Linked DNA regions of Homo sapiens: all the other regions are linked to region 3. A link is a contact called in ENCODE Hi-C or POLR2A ChIA-PET data. All regions are on one chromosome and are shown on one strand. The core of a region is the stretch at or near the end of the contact, and the rest is flanking DNA. Distances in the headings are between cores, read along the strand shown. Region 1 overlaps PRKCB (protein kinase C beta). Region 2 holds the start of PRKCB (protein kinase C beta). Region 3 holds the start of TNRC6A (trinucleotide repeat containing adaptor 6A).

Region 1 (3,214 bases), core at 599-3,098, 660 kb after region 3:
GGTCACCCTATAAGCTTCAGACAAATTAATCTTCCCAGAACGCAGATCTTATCATGTCATTCCTACTCTCAGAACATCCTCACTGACTCACTGTTGCCTACTGATTTTAAATACATGTTCTTTTTGTTCTTTTTTAGTAAGCCAAAATGTTTTATTCCAAAATATGATAGAAAATAGATTAAATAATAATAGTTGACGGTGAATGAGCTCTTACTATATGAGCCAAGCACTATTCTAAGGACTGCACATGAATTATCTCATTGAATCCTTACAAGAACCTTATGATGTGAGTGTTACTGTTTTCCCCATTTTACTGATGTGGAACCTGACAGCTGAGGGGGTTGAGTGACTTGTCCAAGGTATACAGAGAGCTGATAACAGTAGAGCGGGATTTGAACCCTCTCTGTCTTCCTCCCAAGGCTGCACTCTTAGGCACGACATCACAGTGCCTCGGAAGATCCATCTGGGTCAGATTATTTTTCCCTCTTAGGGTGCCCCTTATGAAATCCATAACCATGGTCACACATTCTATGGCAGTAGCTTCGAGGTGTGTCTTAAACACATCACTTGCTCTTCTTTTTTTTTTTTTGAGATGGAGTCTTGCTCTGTCACCCAGACTGAAGTGCAGTGGCATGATCTCGGCTCACTGCAAGCTCCACCTCCTGAGTTCATGCCATTCTCCTGCCTCAGCCTCCCCAGCAGCTGGTACTACAGGCGCCCGCCACCAACCACGCCCGGCTAATATTTTTGTATCGGGGTTTCACCATGTTAGCCAGGATGGTCTCGATCTCCTGACCTCGTGATCCGCCTGCCTCGGCCTCCCAAAGTGTTGGGATTACAGGCGTGAGCCACCACGCCCGGCCATCACTTGCTCTTCTATAGAGAACAAGCAAAAGCTATCATCAGCTGTCTTGGACTCCTTCTGGAAAAGATCAACATATTTACCCCCAAAATAGCATCTTTCCATCTCAGAAGGAATACTGGACACATTTTAGGTAAAGTCAGCACATCGTTTATCGAGGTGTTAAAAACATGGCTTAGGGGCTAGGGGATGAATATTGAACTTTAGACTGAGACATTTAAAAAACCGGCCAGGCGCAATGGCTCACACCTGTAATCCCAGCAATTTGAGAGGTCAAGGAGGGAGGATCACTTGAGGCCAGGAATTTGAGATTAGCCTGGGCAACATAGCAAGACTTTGTCTCTACAAAAACAATTTTCACGATTAGCCAGACATGGTGGCATGCGCCTGTAGTCCCAGTAACTCAAGGGGCTGAGGCGGGAGGATCACTTGAGCCCAGGAGTCTGAGGCTGCAATGAGCCAACATTGTACCACCGTACTCCAGCCTGGGAGACAGAGCAAGATCCTGTTTCTAAGAAATAAATAAAAATGGCAAAAATGTTTAAGGCAGGTAGGATTCAAACAGGTGGGCAATGGGAGGCCATCTTTAGGAGAGGTTCTTACAAATACAACAGTTCTAATCCTGACCTTAATCACAGGGCTGATAGTCAAAATATTTAGCAAGCGGTTTATCCATCAGATTGGAGACAGCCAAAGCCCTGGGGTAGATGTGAAGGCTCCCACTGAACTAGACATTCACCTTTTCATTATCAGATCACATCCAAGGGCTCTTGGAGAAGAAACTAACAAGGCCAGAGAGGCAGAGGACATCTGGTGGTATTTCTTAGTTGCCAGCTGGCATAGAGATATTTTGATGTTTTGATAATCATCTCTGATCAAGATGACTGAGCACTGCATAAATACTTCCTCTTTACAGTAAGGTATACTTGAGCTACTGAATAGTTTCATTTTTAAACAGCCTTAAAAAGAGAGAGAGAGTTAGGCCAGGTGCGTGGCGCACACATGTAATCCCAGTGCTTTGGGAGGCTGAGGCGGGTGGATCACCTCAGGTCAGGAGGTCGATATCAGCCTGGCCAACATGGTGAAACCCCGTCTCTACTAAAAATACAAAAATTAGCTCGGTCTGGTGGCACAGGCCTGTAATCCCAGCTACTTGGGAGGCTGAGGCAGGAGAATTGCTTGAACCCAGGAGGCAGAGGTTGCAGTGAGCAGAGATCATGCCATTGCACTCCAGCCTGGGTGACAAGAGGGAAACTCCATCTCAAAAAAAAAAGAGAGAGAGAGAGAAAGAGAGAGTTAAAGAAAGCAGATTGGCTGGTTGTGGTGGCTTACACCTGTAATCCCAACTCTTTGGGAAGCTGAGGTGGGAGGATCACTTGAGGCCAGGAGTTGGAGACCCCCATCTTTATAAAAAATAAAAATAATAATTATCTGAGCATGGTGGTGCATGCCTACAGTCCCAGCTACTTAGGAGGCTGATGTGGGAGGATTGCTTGAGCTCAGGAGTTCCAGGCTGCAGTGAGCTATGATCGTACCACTGCACTCCAGCCTGGGTGACAGAGAAACACCCTGTCTCAAAAAAATTAAAAACAAAAGCAGATTGATGGTTGCCAGGGGCTGGGAGAAGGCAGGGATGGGTAGTCACTGCTTAATCAGTATGGGGCTTTATTTTGGAATGATGGAAATGTTTTGGAACTAAATAGCAGTGGTGGTTGCACAACACTGTGCATGTACTAAATGCCGCTGAACTGTTCACTCTAAAACAGATCATTTTAAGTCATGTGAATTTCACCTCAGCAAATTTTTAAAAACAAAAGGCGGGGGTGGGGTGGGGGTTAAACTCTATCCAAATTGCAATCAGCCCATAAACAAGTAGCAAACTGAATTGGGCACCCTCATGATAATAATAACATCCTTGCTGAGATCCTGGAGCAGGGCCCAGTGATGCCGACGACCCCTCCAGAATGTGTCCACTGTGATCATTAACTCCACAAAGGCTTGGGCATGGTTACTGCAACTCAACGCCCTCTTCGGCCCCCACCATAACTTTCAGCCTTTCCTGCACCATCTCCTTATATGGTGTAGGCCAGACTCCAGCTAGCCTTGGCTGCCGGCTGTTCCCTGTAAGATCCTGCCTCCATAGGAGGAGACAGATGGGATCTAGTGTCCAGGACCACATCCCACAGCTACTGCCCAGAGACATGTGCAGAGCGGACAAGCCAGGCAGGTACTCACTCTCTTTACTACCCTAGGACCTTTACCCCCAATCACAAGTAGAACCACTGGCCCTGTTGAGTTGAGCTAGACTAGCATTCTCAATTCTGGATCCACATTAAAATTGGTGGAAATTGG
Region 2 (3,087 bases), core at 588-3,087, 890 kb after region 3:
TGCAAGGCAGGGAGAGGCAGAACCTCCCTGGGTGAGATAAGGAAGGGACATGGGCAGAGAAAGGGGAACTAAGGAGGACAGGTTCTCCCAGAAACGTCCCGGGAAAACACTTTCTCCCCCAGCGGAACTGACCATGCCAGGATTGCTTCAGGAGACCGCTTTGACTCTTCCAGAGCCGGGAAGGCAGGAAGGGTAGGTGAACTTCCTTGGCATGTAAGACTCCCAAGCGCCATCGGCCCCAGTCACACACACACCCCTTGAAAGGACCCTGTTGTGGTGAAGAATTCCTAGCCTGGGAGGTCACTCCGACCAACGTGATTCTTTCACTCTCTGCCTAACTCAGTAACTTCTTCTATAAAGTATTTTTCACCCTCTCTTCCCACAAATAGCATCCCCAAAGCCCCAGAGCCTACCTTGGCACTGGAATCCCTGCTTCCCGAAGCCCCTGCAAAAGCAGAAGGAGGTGTATGTCAGGCAGCCCGGGGGGCCCAGCCTCCAGCTAGTTACCCACAGAGTCACCCGCCTTCCTCCCTGCCTCTGTACCCCAGGTGCAAACTCCCAGCCACAGGCGGGTGCCCAAGAGTCTTCCGCCTTTGTGGGGGTAGGTGGGAGCTCGGCTGTAACCCCCATCTGCCTTCACTCCTGCAGAAGAGAGGAGGCTGCGACCACCAGGTGGCGGGATAGTGGGGAGCGTTTCCGTCGGGGTAGGGGCTGAAGGCAGGCGACAGATGTACCCATAGATGCCCCGAGCACCCTCGGGAAAAGAGAAGAGATAAAGACGCATTCAGAGGGAGGGCGAGAGTGACCCCGCGGCGGTGGTGTCCTCTGGGAGGGGGACTGGGAAGGAGGAAAGGATGCCCCACTACTGGAGGGACTGGGGAAGAAAGGGGCCCGCAGTGATGTGACCGAGGAGTGGAAAGGGGAACCCAGGCCCTCGGGGAGGGGCAATGGGAGATAACACAGGGCGCTGCCCGGAGGCACAGAGGAGTGAGAAAGGATGTCCCATGCCCGCAGGGAGATAGAGAAGGACACCCAGGGCGCCGCCCCCCCCGGAAACAAGGGGTGGGGGGCGAGGGCTCCTCGCGCCCGGAAGCAGGCGGAGAGATAGGGAACCCCGGGTCGGAGAGCACCCGAGGCGCTGCCCTCCAGGGCAGGCACAGACCCCGCGCGCTCCTAGTCAGGTGGAGCAAAGGCTCCCGCGACGCCGCCCCTGGGCGCTCTAGAGGCGCCTGAGAGCAGGAGAGGGCAGGAGGCGCCCCGCGGCGGCCCGTCTGGGACCAGGGTGGGGACAGGGCAACGGCAGGACTGTCCATCCGGGAGTCCCGGGCAGCAGGGTCCGGAGCCGGGAGTCCGGAGACGCGGGGTCCCAGGGTGCGGAGGGCGCGGAGGGCGCAGAGGGCGCGGAGAGGGGGTCCCTGGCGCGGCGCTGCCCTCGGGGGCCCGGGAAGGTGCCCTGCGCGCGCGCGCTCACCAGATGAAGTCGGTGCAGTGGCTGCAGAAGGTGGGCTGCTTGAAGAAGCGGGCGGTGAATTTGTGGTTCTTGACCTCATGCACGTTCTTCTGCCGGAGGGCGCCTTTGCGGGCGAAGCGCACGGTGCTCTCCTCGCCCTCGCTCGGCGGCGGCCCCGCAGCCGGGTCAGCCATCTTGCGCGCGGGGAGCCGGAGCCCGAGAGGTGCCGGCCCCGGGGCCGCGGGACCGCGGGCTGCGGGCCGGGGAGGCGCGGGAGGCGGCGGCCGCTGCTGCACCCGGGGCCGCGGGCGCTTCCCCTGCGCCGGCTCTGGCGGCCGCGGCGCGCGGAGCCGGGGCTGTCACTCGCCCAGCTGCTGCCGCTCGTCCAGCTGCGCTTGGCACCGCTGGCCCCAGCTGCGGGGGAGGGAGGCGGAGCCCCGGGCCAGCCCCGCCCTCCTCATTTGCATCGCGCCCAGGCCCCGCCCAGCGCTGCCAGCTGCTTTACATATCGGCGCCCGGGCTACCGCGGGCCTCGCGGCTAAGCGTGCACAGCCGCAGCTCTGCAGCGCCGGGACCGCAGCCCGGGGTCGTCGGACCCGAGCCTCGCCCCCCACCCCACCCCGTCCTCGGCCCCCGGGGCTGCGTTCAGGAGATGTGCCCAGGGGAGGAGCGAGAGTGGAAAGACCTACGGGGCGAAGGGGAGCGGGTGGAAGGGGTGGGGCGCAGCGAATTCCACCCCGGCCTCTGCGGAGACTGGTACCCATCCACCCCCATCCATCCCATTGGTCATTCTGCACGCGTCTCCTGGAGGGATGGGCTCCCGCTGTCACTCATTCGGAAAGGCTTGTGGCCGCACACACTTACACACACATACACACACACGTTCTGCAGAGGTAGGGGAGGAGCGATCTTTATTTTATATGTCTCTAACTCCACCACAGAGAAGATTCTTGGCTTTGCTTGCCTCCTGCACGTTTGGAAGAGAACTCCCTACCTTCTGTCCATCCCCTCTGCAAAACGACTCCGTTTCCCCAACTGTAACATAGGGCTAATAGTGTGGGGAGGAAGGATTTCAGTAGATCAATATTTTTCCAAATTTCATTCATTTCTGACTCGTCTTCACAAATTCTGGTCGTATTTGTGCACCCTCTGGGGGAAAAAAAGCCTATCTCTTTTGGTCTGAGTTTGAACAGCAAGAGGTATCTACATTATTAAAATATCTCCAGGTGCCGTCATCTGTCCTAAGCATCTTCGACTGAAGTCATCTTTTATTTGTTAAGAGAGGAAATTAATAAATGCTAGAGGGGTGTTAAAGACATTACTATCCAACCAGGACTCTCTCCTTGATGTGATCTGAAGGTAACTGAAAGGGTAATAATTGTCTACAATGTGTAATTCAATGTTATTTAGCGCCCTGTTCATGCACAAGGCCTAAAGATACCCACTGCCACCATGTCCCCCACTCTGGGAACGCAGAGCTTCATTAGGCTGTGAGCTCCTTCACCAGACCTAGGCTCTGTGAGAGCAGGGGGGCTGTTCACCACCATGTCGCCCAGCACCAAGCTCAGTGCCTGACACCTCCCAAGACCCCAGTAAATATTGGTTGATTGAGTGAGGGCATGGATGAACAAGTGAAT
Region 3 (2,896 bases), core at 109-2,608:
CATAAAGACATCGTTTAAAAAAAAAAAAAAATTCTCCCTTCACGGTGATGCAAAAGCAGCAGGGCCCAACAGGAACGATAACCTCTTCTGGAGAAAAGATTTTTAATTATTTTACCAGCTGATAAAAAGAGCACACACCGAACATGGACAGAAATGGAGTTTCGAAGGAAAACAAAACGCAGCTTATGCTTGGTAAAGTTCAAGGACAAAACTGTGTCCAATGCAACAGAATCCGCCTGACTACAATGTATGGGGGGGGGGGGGGGGCGGGGGGGAATGCGAACACATAGTATCTTTTTATAAAAGCAACAATTTGAGCTACAAAGTAATAACGGGGAAGCCAAAACAGTTTGACAGCCCGCCATAAGGGCCGCCTCAATCATGAGTCACACAATGCCTGCAACCATTTACAATAGTAATTAATGCACAAGTCCCCTAATTAAATTCTAAAAGGGTGAGAATGCTTTAACTAAGTTTACAAGAATTGCTTTGCGCTTTTTTTTTTTTTTTTTAAAGAAAGAAACACACGCGTAATTACGCATCTCCCCGCAATCCCTCCAGTATTCCCCCAGGCCGCTTCTCCCGAATGTCTGCTCTCCGGGTGCGGAAGAAAATGTCACGGGGGAACTTCTCAACCCAGAAAAGGCGAATCGGAGTAGAAATATACGATTATCGTGGGGCGGGAGACGGAAAGCTCGCCCATCTTACCTGCTAAGATTTCTTTCTACGTCTTTGGTAGCTTTAGCTTCCAATTCTCTGAAACAAAAAAACAAAAACAAAAACAAAACAAAAACACACACACAAAAACGAGATGCGCGTGAAAACGGAGCTGCTGCGGCAGAGGCTCGCGCCGGGGCCGGATGGGGGAGGGGAGAGGACGGGGGGAGGGGGACTCACAAAGCTGCGGGGCTGCAGCCCGGACTGCGGTCCCGCGGCGCGGGCGAGGCGCAACCCCGGCCTGGCCCCCGCGGCGCGGCGCAGCGAGGCTCCCCCGGGCCGCCCGCTCGGCCTCCGCAGCAACGCAGCCTGCGCCCTCCCGCCGAGGCCCGAAGTCTCGGGGACGCCCGGCGCCGCCGCCTCTGCTGCCGCCGCCGCGGGTTGCGGGCCCTGCGGCAGCGCCCGCGGCTCCTCCCGCCCGGAGGGAGGCCCTTGTTCCGCTCACCTCATGTGTGTAAAGTGCACGAGCAAGTGGGGCGCGGCGAAGGAGGCTCGCGAGCCTCAAGCCCTCCGCAGCGCCGCGGGGAGAGGCCCGAGCCGCTGCACCAGCGCCATTTTCTACACCGACCCGCTGCCGCCGCCGCCGCCGCCGCCGCCGCCGCCGCCGACACCGCCGCCGCCGCAGGCCCCAGACCGGAAGTGAATGCCCCACTCGGCAACCCCTTCCGGGGGCGCCACGGCCACTGGCCCCCAAGATGGAGGCCCTAGCAACTGGACCCGCAGATTGGGCAGGTCCTTGGCAACCGCCCCGGCGTGTCACGCTGCACCCAGCCGGACCTCCCTGGAGGTCACAGCCTCCGAGGCGCCCCGCGGAGTGGCTGGGGGGGCCTGCGGAGTCCCGAGTCCAACCTTTTTCGGTGCGGCCGGCTCCGGTCTGACCGAGGAGGGGAGTCCCTCCCCTCCTCCTCCTTCTTTGCTGCGACACAAGTTTCCTACCCGCCGCCCGGCCCCTCCCCCACTGACACACGCCAAAAAAAAAAAAAAAAAAAATTGCCTAAAACGCAAATTTTACCCCAACTGCAGCCTGATGAGCCCGCGCGGCTTTTGAATTCAGCCACTTCTAATTATTTTTGACCTTGGGCCAGTTATTTAACCTCTCTGCTTCTCTGTTCCTCCTCAGGTAAAGAATGCATACCTGAGGCGGGTTGTGAGGCTTAAAAGCGATTTTTATCCACCGACCTTTGACTCAGCAGTTCCGCCTGCACGGATTTTCTGCTCAGGAAATAATTCTGGGTATCTGCAAATATTTCACCTTCGAGATACTAAGCTGTGGTATTGATGATGGTGAAAAATTGCAAACAGCCAAAATGTCCAGCGCTACTAGATGGCTTCAAAAACAGCTACTGGCATGTATTAGGACACTGTAAAAATGATGTGGAGGAATAATCCCGGCATGGAGGAAATGGTTGCAATAGAATAAATGAAAAAGCAGGTTCCAACGTAGCTCACACAGTAAGAAACATCTTAGTGTAGACACAGTAAGATACATACATGTAGATAGACTAAGATATGTATATATGTAGACACAGATGCATATGTGTACATTAAAAGTATACATACATACCTACATGTAGATACAATAAGACATACATATCTGCAGGTAGATACAACAATACACATACATGTAGATACAGTAAGATACATATTTTCACTTGCGTGTGTTCTTTCCAACCTCTCATCAAGCTTTTTCTTCTAATTTAAAGATAATTCCTCCTCTGTGCTTAAAATCTATAACCTTTACTTTCTCAGAAACCCCACTCTGTGGATCATCCCATTCTCCTTTTTCTAACCTAAGTTCTTCAACTGGCTTTTTTTTTTATTTTTTTATTATATTATCATTTTTTTTAGGCGGAGTCTCGCTCTGTCTCCCAGGCTGGAGTGCAGTGGCGCGATCTCCGTTCACCGCAACCTCCGCCTCCCGAGTTCAAGCAATTCTCCTGCCTTAGCCTCCCAAGTAGCTGGGATTACAGACACGCACCACTGCGCCTAGCTATTTTTGTATTTTTAGTAATGACGGGGTTTCGTCATGTTGGCCAGGCTGGTCTTGAACTCCTGACCTCAGGTGATCGCCCCCCTCGGCCTCCCAAGGTGTTGGGATTACAGGCGTGAGCCACCGCGCCCAGCTTCAACTGGCTTTACAACATGCTTGAATCTCTCCCGTTAAAAACAAACAAAACTT

Evidence for each region. Hi-C counts contacts between places; a loop is a spot of excess contacts on that map. ChIA-PET counts read pairs that join two places held with the same protein, here RNA polymerase II (POLR2A). Pooled maps may share reads with other maps.
Region 1: a pooled map shows a loop between it and region 3 (2.7-fold over the local background). The contact joins the enhancer-like site here to the promoter of TNRC6A in region 3. A Hi-C loop is called at or near these places in 1 of 50 pooled maps. POLR2A ChIA-PET finds 5 or more read pairs at or near these places in 2 of 52 experiments (WTC11 and naive thymus-derived CD4-positive, alpha-beta T cell).
Region 2: a loop to region 3 is called in a map with no recorded cell type, with 4 times the contacts of the local background. The contact joins the promoter of PRKCB here to the promoter of TNRC6A in region 3. A Hi-C loop is called at or near these places in 3 of 37 single-sample maps with no recorded cell type and 7 of 50 pooled maps. POLR2A ChIA-PET finds 5 or more read pairs at or near these places in 2 of 52 experiments (activated CD4-positive, alpha-beta T cell and activated T-cell).

The regions. Positions count from the first base shown.
Region 1 is chr16:24,071,510-24,074,723 of GRCh38, reverse strand. The region is part of intron 5 of PRKCB (protein kinase C beta); the gene reads right to left. Among named protein-coding and RNA genes, the nearest start is that of MIR1273H, 130 kb to the left of the region's middle. Within about 2 kb of position 1,848, at least 2 of the 41 ENCODE cell types and tissues checked have a DNase peak (open chromatin) inside an H3K27ac peak, as active enhancers do.
Region 2 is chr16:23,834,733-23,837,819 of GRCh38, reverse strand. PRKCB (protein kinase C beta) reads right to left here and starts at 1,837. Exons shown (of 17, transcript NM_002738.7): 1 at 1,472-1,837; 2 at 414-445. The coding sequence starts at 1,644. RefSeq lists enhancers at 732-871, 1,135-1,680, 1,681-2,228 and silencers at 1,182-1,261, 1,592-1,671, 1,702-2,341.
Region 3 is chr16:24,728,113-24,731,008 of GRCh38, reverse strand. It overlaps TNRC6A (trinucleotide repeat containing adaptor 6A), which reads right to left and starts at 1,358. Exons shown (of 25, transcript NM_014494.4): 1 at 1,163-1,358; 2 at 709-756. The coding sequence starts at 1,167. RefSeq lists a silencer at 1,020-1,329.